Regions from separate parts of the Homo sapiens genome. Here region 2 is linked to region 1. A link is a loop called in an ENCODE intact Hi-C map of the cell type or tissue named here. Cell type or tissue: GM12878. All regions are shown on one strand. Links, peaks and the distances in the headings refer to the core of each region. The heading gives the core; the rest is flanking DNA.

Evidence for each region. Hi-C counts contacts between places; a loop is a spot of excess contacts. Peaks named below come from ENCODE experiments on the same cell type or tissue, not always from the same donor. Only the 100,000 strongest peaks of a DNase experiment are listed, where the experiment ranks them.
Region 2: it touches region 1 in a loop (1.9-fold over the local background); 1 of 110 quality-filtered maps calls a loop at or near these places.

What each region holds. Positions count from the first base shown.
Region 1 is chr1:186,847,208-186,851,611 of GRCh38, forward strand. All of the region lies in intron 1 of PLA2G4A (phospholipase A2 group IVA), which reads left to right. Among named protein-coding and RNA genes, the nearest start is that of PLA2G4A, 20 kb to the left of the region's middle. RefSeq lists a silencer at 2,278-2,327. In GM12878, for the core only: no CTCF peak of the experiment used is centred there; a DNase peak (open chromatin) is centred at 2,254; H3K4me3 peaks cover 367 bases.
Region 2 is chr1:186,720,856-186,725,259 of GRCh38, forward strand. No RefSeq gene overlaps it. Among named protein-coding and RNA genes, the nearest start is that of PACERR, 42 kb to the left of the region's middle. In GM12878, for the core only: a CTCF peak has its summit at 2,030 (motif pointing right); no DNase peak of the experiment used is centred there.

The DNA of each region.
Region 1 (4,404 bases), core at 330-4,329:
AAATAACTGGTCTGCTGTTTGAAAATGTGATAGAGCTTATTTACTGGTACCCTGTATTTCTTTCTGTAGGTTCAATTATGATCTGGTGTCATTTCCTTGGTCCAGTATACCTCCATTCCATCTCCTTTCTTTTGTGCTATTATTTCATACGTGTGTGTGTGTGTGTGTGTGTGTGTGTGTCTATAGTTGTTTGCAATAATTCTGCCCGGTTTTGTCAATGTGTTTGTTTTTCTGGGAGAGGATTTCCCACATTCCTCGTTCTGCCATTTTGTAAGCTGGTTCACCTATGTATTGGACTTTAAAGTAGAAGCTTTGGCCAAGACCTTAAGCCATAAGATTTAAGACATGCACTACTAAAATGGATAGTGAAACAGCCTACTCTTTGTGTTTTAAAGAAAGCAGATGGACAAGGACATTTATATAATATATAAAACTTACCCACTTCACAGTTATAAAAGCATTGAAATAGTAGAGATGTGGGAAGAGCTTCAGAAGAGTTTTGTTGTTGTTTTGGAGAGCACTGCTGTGAGTACAGCCCCTCTTCCCTTGGGGTGGAGATCTGGAGAGGAATATGCCTACTAATTCCCAATCAAGAGAGGGGCTTTAAAGAGACCACTGAGAACGCTCATCAGAGGGTTTAACATTTGTCTTCTGCAGTAGGCTGGTGTCTTGTCATACTTGGGAAATATAAAGGACACAAGTAGCAGAATAGTTTCATTTAGGAAGTAATTGCATTCTCAGGGTTTGTTGGAAGAAAGAAAACATGTATGAGTATTGTCCATGGACTAAAGAGAACCCTGGGAAGAATCTTAAATCCTATACAAGGCGTTTGCCTGGTAACATGAAAGAACCTCAGAAAACGAAAACTGGAAGTGGACCACAAGATGCACTGGGGCTGTGGAAAAAAACACAAGCCCCCAGCTGGAGTAGAGATGCGTTTGTGCATGTCAGGGAACACAAGGAAGAAATCTCAAAAACAGAGAATCTCAGAAGAATCCACAAAAAGCATCTATGAAAGAAAGACTCAGCTTTAACATGTACCAAGCCAAGAGATCACAAAACCAGCTTATAAAAGTACTGCTGAAGTAATATTTTTCTTGCCTCTATTCTCGCTCTCTCTGCATCCTTTTCCAACTATAAGGGTTTAAAAACCAGAGTTATCAAGCTTGGGAGGGTTTGACCATAGGCAGGGGAGGGGAGAAGTCAATGACTTCATCCCCTTTCTCCTGCAACAAGCTCTACCTTGAGCAGGAGAGAGACTTTAACTCAACGAACCCGGCATTTCAATGTCTGCAGTGACTGGGTTAATTCTTTTTCTCTTTTCCTTTTTCTTTTCTTCCTTTCACATCCAAGTTAACAGAAAAGTTCTGAGGCTGCCTGAGATTTCATCAGGGTAGAAGGAGAGTTAGCCCTGAATAGAATCAAAGAACAAGACAAAGTTGCTTTGAGATTAAATGCCATGAGTCATGTTTGTTTACTCTCTAGTTATCTTGTAGTTCTTAACCTAGTGATTTTACACACACACACACACACACACATACACACATACATACACACAGAAAGGGGGCAGAGAAGGGAGAGAGAGAAACTAGACTTGGACAGTTAGCTATCTTAAGCATATTTCTTGCTTTGGATTTAATATCAGGAGAGTCTCTATCCAAGTCTTGCTGTAAGATACAGTAGTGGATAATAGGTGGTGAACAGAGTGGTTATGAATGAAGTTGCTGGAAATGAGAAGAGGAAATAAAATTGCTGACATTAAACTTTGGATCCCAGCAACAGATTTCCTCTAAACATTTTGAGTACTAATTTCACCCCCTCTGGAATCTCACTTGTTCTGCTTTTTTTAAATAAATAGAGAGCTAATTTAACATCATTTGACATTAAGAATTGTTAGGAATAAGAAAGAGAGACATCAAAAGAGGGTGTGGCACTATTCTGTGGATTCTTTATGCATCAACCTGGCACTACTTTGAATATCCATCCATCCATTGGACAAATCTTTATTCTGAACCTACTATATTTGGGCCATTGTATTCGGCACTAGGGATGTCTCTATTAATAAGATAAATATGGCCACTGACTTAATGCCTCTTTTGTTCTCCCAGGAAAGACAGACATTGCGTCAGTGGAATGAAAGGCTTGAAGGAGGAGTCTAGAGAACACACAGAACCAGTAACAGGCAGACCAAATATACTTTGAAGGTCACGGAAGGGTTCTCTGTGGAAATGACGTTGAGACTGAATCCTGGAGAATGGGTCAGATTTAGCTAGGTAAACAGTAGTTGCCTAAGAGGTTCAACATGATCTGCCACTGCCTAAATTTCCAACCTCATCATAAGCCACTTTCACGTTTGCTCACCATTCGCCAGCCACTTGTCTTCTCTCAGTTCCTCATACTGCCTGCCTGGAACATTATAGTCTAAACCCACTCTCTCCTCACTCTGCATGGCTAGCTCCTTTTTAGTGCTCACCCTCAATTATTCTTTGTTTCTGCATTTTACTTGTTTCCATCATTTTATACAACTCTATTTCCAATTGTTTCTTTTATTTTTTGGATTCCTTGTTTTCTGATTGCTTTCTAGAGATGGAATCTCCAAGAGGGAAGGGAATGTATCTAGCTCCTCACTTTTGCCTCTCCAGTCCCTTGAACAATGTTTGACACATGGTAGTTATGCCTTAAATGTTTGTTGACTAAATGAATGAATAGAAGAGGTAAGTTACAGCCCTGAGTGGGAAAGAGCTTGACACATTTGAAGGAAAGAAAACCAGTATGGCTTTAGCATAGAAAGCAAAAGGGAAAGTAGTGGTATGGGGCTGAGGAAGTAGATAGAAATTCAATTTTGCAATCTTTTGCACTAGTATTCTTCAAATTGCTGTTAGTGAGTCATGAAATCAATTCAGTGGGCTGTTACCAGCATTTAAACAAAAGTAATAGACTGAAATCAGAGTACATTGTACTTAGCAAAAGTATCACATGAAACTTACTTCTATATTTTAAATATTTGTCTGTGTATATATTTATGTATTGTATTGTGATATGCAAAGGTTTCTTCGTTTTGGTTTGCAGTAAATAGATATAAAAGCCACCATTGTAGACCATGTTAAGGATTTCTGATTTTTCTACTAAGGGAATAGAAACTCATTGATGATATTTTCCCAGAAGAATAGGTTTTAAGATTTCCTTCCAATTGGAGACATTAATCATAATAAACAGTGTTACTACTTTTAGCAACATGCATGCATGAAAAATCAGGCTAGCCTGCATTTATTGCTACCCCTAGATTGCCTCATTTTGTTTCTACAAGGTAAGAAGTCTTATATACTATTGTTTCCCCAGTGCCTACTACAGACTAGGTAGATAGTAAAGATGTATTTGTTGAATGAACAAAGTATCTCCTATGAAGCTACTGTTCGTGAATTGAATGGCCATAAGTCCCAGAAGATGCTCTTCTGCTATGCCATTCTCATTATTACAGCTTTTAACACAGAAAACTTTGGTGAGAATAACTACCAGAATCTTGTTTACTTTTTGAGGTTCCACTTGGAGAGTGTCAAGTATAAAGTCAATAGGGCCACAAAGTTTCATGGTATACACCTGTCTGATTCACCATTTTTTTGCTCCCAAGCACCTTGCATAGCACAAGGCATATTGTAGATATTTATTTTTAAGTGGCAAATATATAAAAAAAACTTATTTTCTACTGTCACAACAATAATTACTACAGATAGTACATCTTTCAAGTAAATATATAATGTTATTAGTGATAAGTCTATGTAATGTTTATCTTAAAAGCAAATCATATGCATTGAATATTTATTATGGGCTAGGTACCTTTCACAGTACTGTTATTCACATTACAAGCAAGTAACCTGGGTCTTAGAATATGAAACTGGAACTTGAATTAAGGTCTTTCTAGATCCCATAACCAATGGTGTTTTCACCAAATTATGCTGCTTCAATAAAGAAAATAATTGGCTTTCCTTAATCCTTTGAATCCCTGATAGTACTGTCCTAGCATTGTCCTACATAGACATTTCAGCTTCTGGAGAGGGAGGACATAAGCTCTCAGGAATTACCACTGCTGCAGCAATCTAAAGGCTTCATGCTCTTGGGCCTAGGAGCTTTATGTGGACCATCATATGCATAGAACGCTTCATATTAAGAAATCACTTCTGAGGGGAAATGATATGAGGGAAATATGGATGGTAAAGATGAAAATGAGGCAGGTGATTTTATGTTATATCATCCATAAAAATATATTCCACCCACAGCTCTAGAGTATTAGCTGGATTCTGACTTGGGAACGGATGTAGTTCTCATACTTTGAATTTAGTTGGCACGAAAACATCAGCCATACTAGTAGAAAGTCATTGCTGATCACTTTAAAAATGTTGTAATAGA
Region 2 (4,404 bases), core at 106-4,105, 130 kb before region 1:
AGCAAAAGATTAATATCCACAATATATAACAATTCCTAAATATAACCAAGATCGATAACTCAATAAACATACAGGCAAAATAAATAGACATTTCACAAAAGAAATACAAATGGCCCATATATACGTGAAAGAAAATGCTCTAACTCTTTAGTTATCAGGTATATGCAAATTACAAACCCAATGCCATACCATTTTACAGTCATCAGATTGTCAAAAAGTCAATGCCTTGAGAGCAAAAATGTAGAACTAATCTGTTTGGAATTATAGAATCTGAGTCTGTAATTTGATTTCAATAAAAGCCACTAAAATATTGAAATAAATAATTTTGAAAACATACTGTTTGAAATAAACAGTTTTGAAAACATGCTGTTCTTACATGCTATTCACTACACTTTTTGCCACTAGAGCAAGATCTATTTCTGTTTTGTTTTGTTTTATGTTTGTTTTCGCTGTTTTATCCTTAGCCTTTGGTACAATCCGTACACATAGTGAGTGCTCAATAAATCTTCATTGAATGTGTAATTCACAAATATTAGCTTCAAATGAAAGAAGCTCAACTTTACACATTTTGAATGGTAATGTGGTACCTCTGCGAAGAGGTTTTTCAACTAATCTGTATTTTTCCTTTCTTATTTGAACATAGGGAGAACATGGAAAGTGGAAAATTCCAAATCTTAGGAAATGGATTTTTAAAAAAATCATTTGATTAATAAAATTGCATGCTTTTAATAATCTCAGTCAAAAATTTATTGTTATACCGACATGTTCTAGAAGTTCTTAATAACAGTTTATGGATTAAGACAAACTTTAATAACAGATTGTGGAAAGCAAATGGTTTCAATGTAGTTCTGTGTAATTGCCCACATATGATGTTTTGATTTTTTCATTCTGGTATAGTACATGCAGCAGTGAATTGTATCTCACTTACATGCCCCTGTCACAAATTTCTGTGTAACTTCATTTACTTAACTTCTCTGGATCTTTGTTTTCTCAAACACAAGATGATGTTGGGCTGGTGGAAAAAAACTTGTCTATTGTATACTTATTGTATAAAATGAATTTAGTTGAGTTTTTTTTTGAGGCCCTTAAGACAGTATTGCAATAATTAAAGGTGTTTCTAATAATAATTTAGACAGAATTCTATCATTAAAGCACCCCATCCCTTCTAAGCATCAGTCCTCTGAGTTTCTATTCATTTTAAATCACCTTTTTGGGCCCCTGAGGAAAATTTGGGCCATTTAGGCCTCCAGGCATTTGTAAGTGTTGCCTCTCCTCTTACGTTAAAAAATTCTGCAATAAACGTTTTATTGAAGTCAAAATGTAAATTTCCAGTTTATTCATTGGTCTATGATACATCTCTGATAGTTTTATTTGACATTATCCAACTTTCTTTCCTGCTGCCCCCACCTAACCCAAATTTATGTGTCCTTTAAAATTTGACTCATATGTCACATTCTGCTAGAATACTTATCCCATTTTGCTTTCTGCTCTTATTTCTCCACTGACATTCTTTCATGTGACTTTATTTTTGTGACCTGACCTGTCAGCAATCATTGAATTGAAAACTTCATAAGGGCAGATGTCATACCTTGTTCACTGTTCAATTCCCATATCAAATGCATTCTGACACATAATGAGCACTCAACAACGTTGAACGGTTAAATTAATGAAAGAAACAGGCAAACTGAGTCTTTGTTGTTTAAAGAGACTTTTCTTTGGTACTCTTCTCTTTCCAAATACTGACCGAATGTGCCCTTTATTTCTTCTAGGCCCTATAATTTGTACCTATTGGAAAGAGAACTATGCTAAAATTAAAAGGTAAAATTTATGTTCCAGCCCAAGGTATTTATGGAATGAATGAATGAATGAAACAACCAGCCAAACCTTTCTCTAAATGCTATGACACTTTTTAATTTCTTATGTCATCTGTTCGTGTTTTATTACTGAATTACAAGCAAATGATGTTGGATGAACGTGGTCTATTCTGAATACAATGTGGATTGTGAATTTGTTTTGGTAGCTAACTAGTGTTAATGAGCACTCCAACCTCTAGGGGGAGCTCATGGAAACATAACCCTCTTCTAGGTCTGGGCTTTTTTTTTTTTTCTGAGAAAAAAATGTTTAATTGATAGCATGGAAGTAAAACATTGTGTGATTAAACTGGCAACAACAACAAAGGTGAAGTACAAAATGAAGTGAATTGTAAGTGTAAGAAGTGTAGCAAGGGTACAAAATTAGACATTTGGGAAAGGGAAATATCAAATTCCCAAATTTTTCCATTTAATTTAGCATCTGGTTGAAGTCGTTGTAGCTAAATGTTTAAATATGGTTAGCACATTTCAAGACAGGAAAAGGAACAGCTTGATTGGAATGGGACATATCCCAAAGGCTGAAAATCATCTAGTAACAGGCTGGAGTTTGGGTTATAGCTTTATTACTAACCAAAATATTAATTCTAGTTGGAAGTTTAAACTCCAATAAGACACAAGCCTGAATCTACTATGGTTGCTTCTGGCCCTAAATTCTTGTTCTAGTCATCATTTTTGGTTTAAGAGAGTGACTGTCATTGTCATGTTAAGGTGAAAAAGAACATTCGAGTATATTGCGGTGTAGCAAGAAGAGCATATAAAACCACTATTCTAACATCATTTTAACTACTACCTTGCCAGATGAACTTTGGGAAGTCTGCCTGATTTTTCTGAGCTCCTCTTTTTTTTTTTTTTTTTTAAATAAAATGAAAGTAATGTTCCCACTTTCCTGCTTAATTCAAAAAATCATTATGGTATAAAATGAGCTAATGGAATGTGAACACCCCAACTATAAGCTGTTCAATAAATGAAAGGTATTAATCTTTTCCAGGCCAACCACACTTTTAACAAAACATGGAGAGACTTCCCTGATGGAGCGGTACAAACTGAAGATTCATTGTGTACTAATTAATGGGCTGGCTAAAAGAGTGAGAGTTCCAGTTTATATGATTATTTCCTTTTTAAAAATTTTTTTTATTGTACTTTAAGTTCTGGGATACGTGTGCAGAACATACAGGTTTGTTACACAGGTATACACATGCCATGGTGGTTCGCTGCACCCATCAACCCGTCATCTACATTAGGTATGTCTCCTAATGCTATCCCTCCCCTATTTCCCCACCCTCCAACAGGCCCTGGTGTGTGAAGTTCCCCTCTCTGTGTCCATGTGTTCTCATTTTTCAGCTCCCACTTATGAGTGAGAACATGCGGTGTTTGGTTTTCTGTTCCTGTGTTAGTTTGCTGAGAATAATGGTTTCCAGTTTCATCCACGTCCCTGCAAAGGACATGAACCCATCCTTTTTATGGCTGCATAGTATTCCACGGTATATATGTCCCACATTTTCTTTATCCAGTCTATCATTGATGGGCATTTGGGTTGGTTCCAAGTCTTTGCTATTGTGAACAGTGCTGCAATAAACATACGTGTGCATGTGTCTTTATAGTAGAGTGATTTATAATCCTTTGTGTTTATTCTCAGTAATGGCATAATGTCAAATGGTATTTCTGGTTCTAGATCTTTGAGGAATTGCCACACCGTCTTTCACAATGCTAGAACTAATTTACACACCAATAGTGTAAAGGGGTTCCTATTTCTCCACATCCTCTCCAGCATCTCTTGTTTCCTGACTTTTTAATGATCGCCATTCTAACTGGCGTGAGATGGTATCTCATTGTGGTTTTGATTTGCATTTCTCTAATGACCAGTGATGATGAGCTTTTTTTTCATGTTTGTTGGCTGCATAAATGTCTTCTTTTGAGAAGTGTCTGTTCATATCCTTTGCCCACTTTTTAATGGGCTTTTTTTTGTTTTTCTCTTGTAAATTTGTTTAAGTTCCTTGTAGATTCTGGATATTATCCCTTTGTCAGATGCATAGATGGCAAAAATTTTCTCCCATTCTGTAGGTTGCCTGTTCACTCTGATGATAGTTTCTTTTGCTGTTCAGAAGTACTTTAGTTTAATTAGATCCCATTTGTCAATTTTGGCTTTTGTTGCCATTGCTTTTGGTGTTTTAGTCATGAAGTCTTTGTCCATGCCTATGTCCTGAATGGTATTGCCTAGGTTTTCTCCTAGGGTTTTTATGGTTTTAAGTCTTATATTTAAGTTTTTAATCCATCTTGAGTTAATTTTTGTATAAGGTGCAAGGAAGGGGTCCAGTTTCAGTTTTCTGCATATGGTTAGCCAGTTTTCCCAGCACCATTTATTAAATAGAGAATCCTTTCCCCATTGCTTGTTTTTGTCAGGATTGTCAAAGATCAGATGGTTGTAGATGTGCGGTATTATTTCTGAGGCTTCTGTTCTGTTCCATTGGTCTATATCTCTGTTTTGGTACCAGTACCATGCTGTTTTGGTTACTGTAGCCTTGTAGTATAGTTT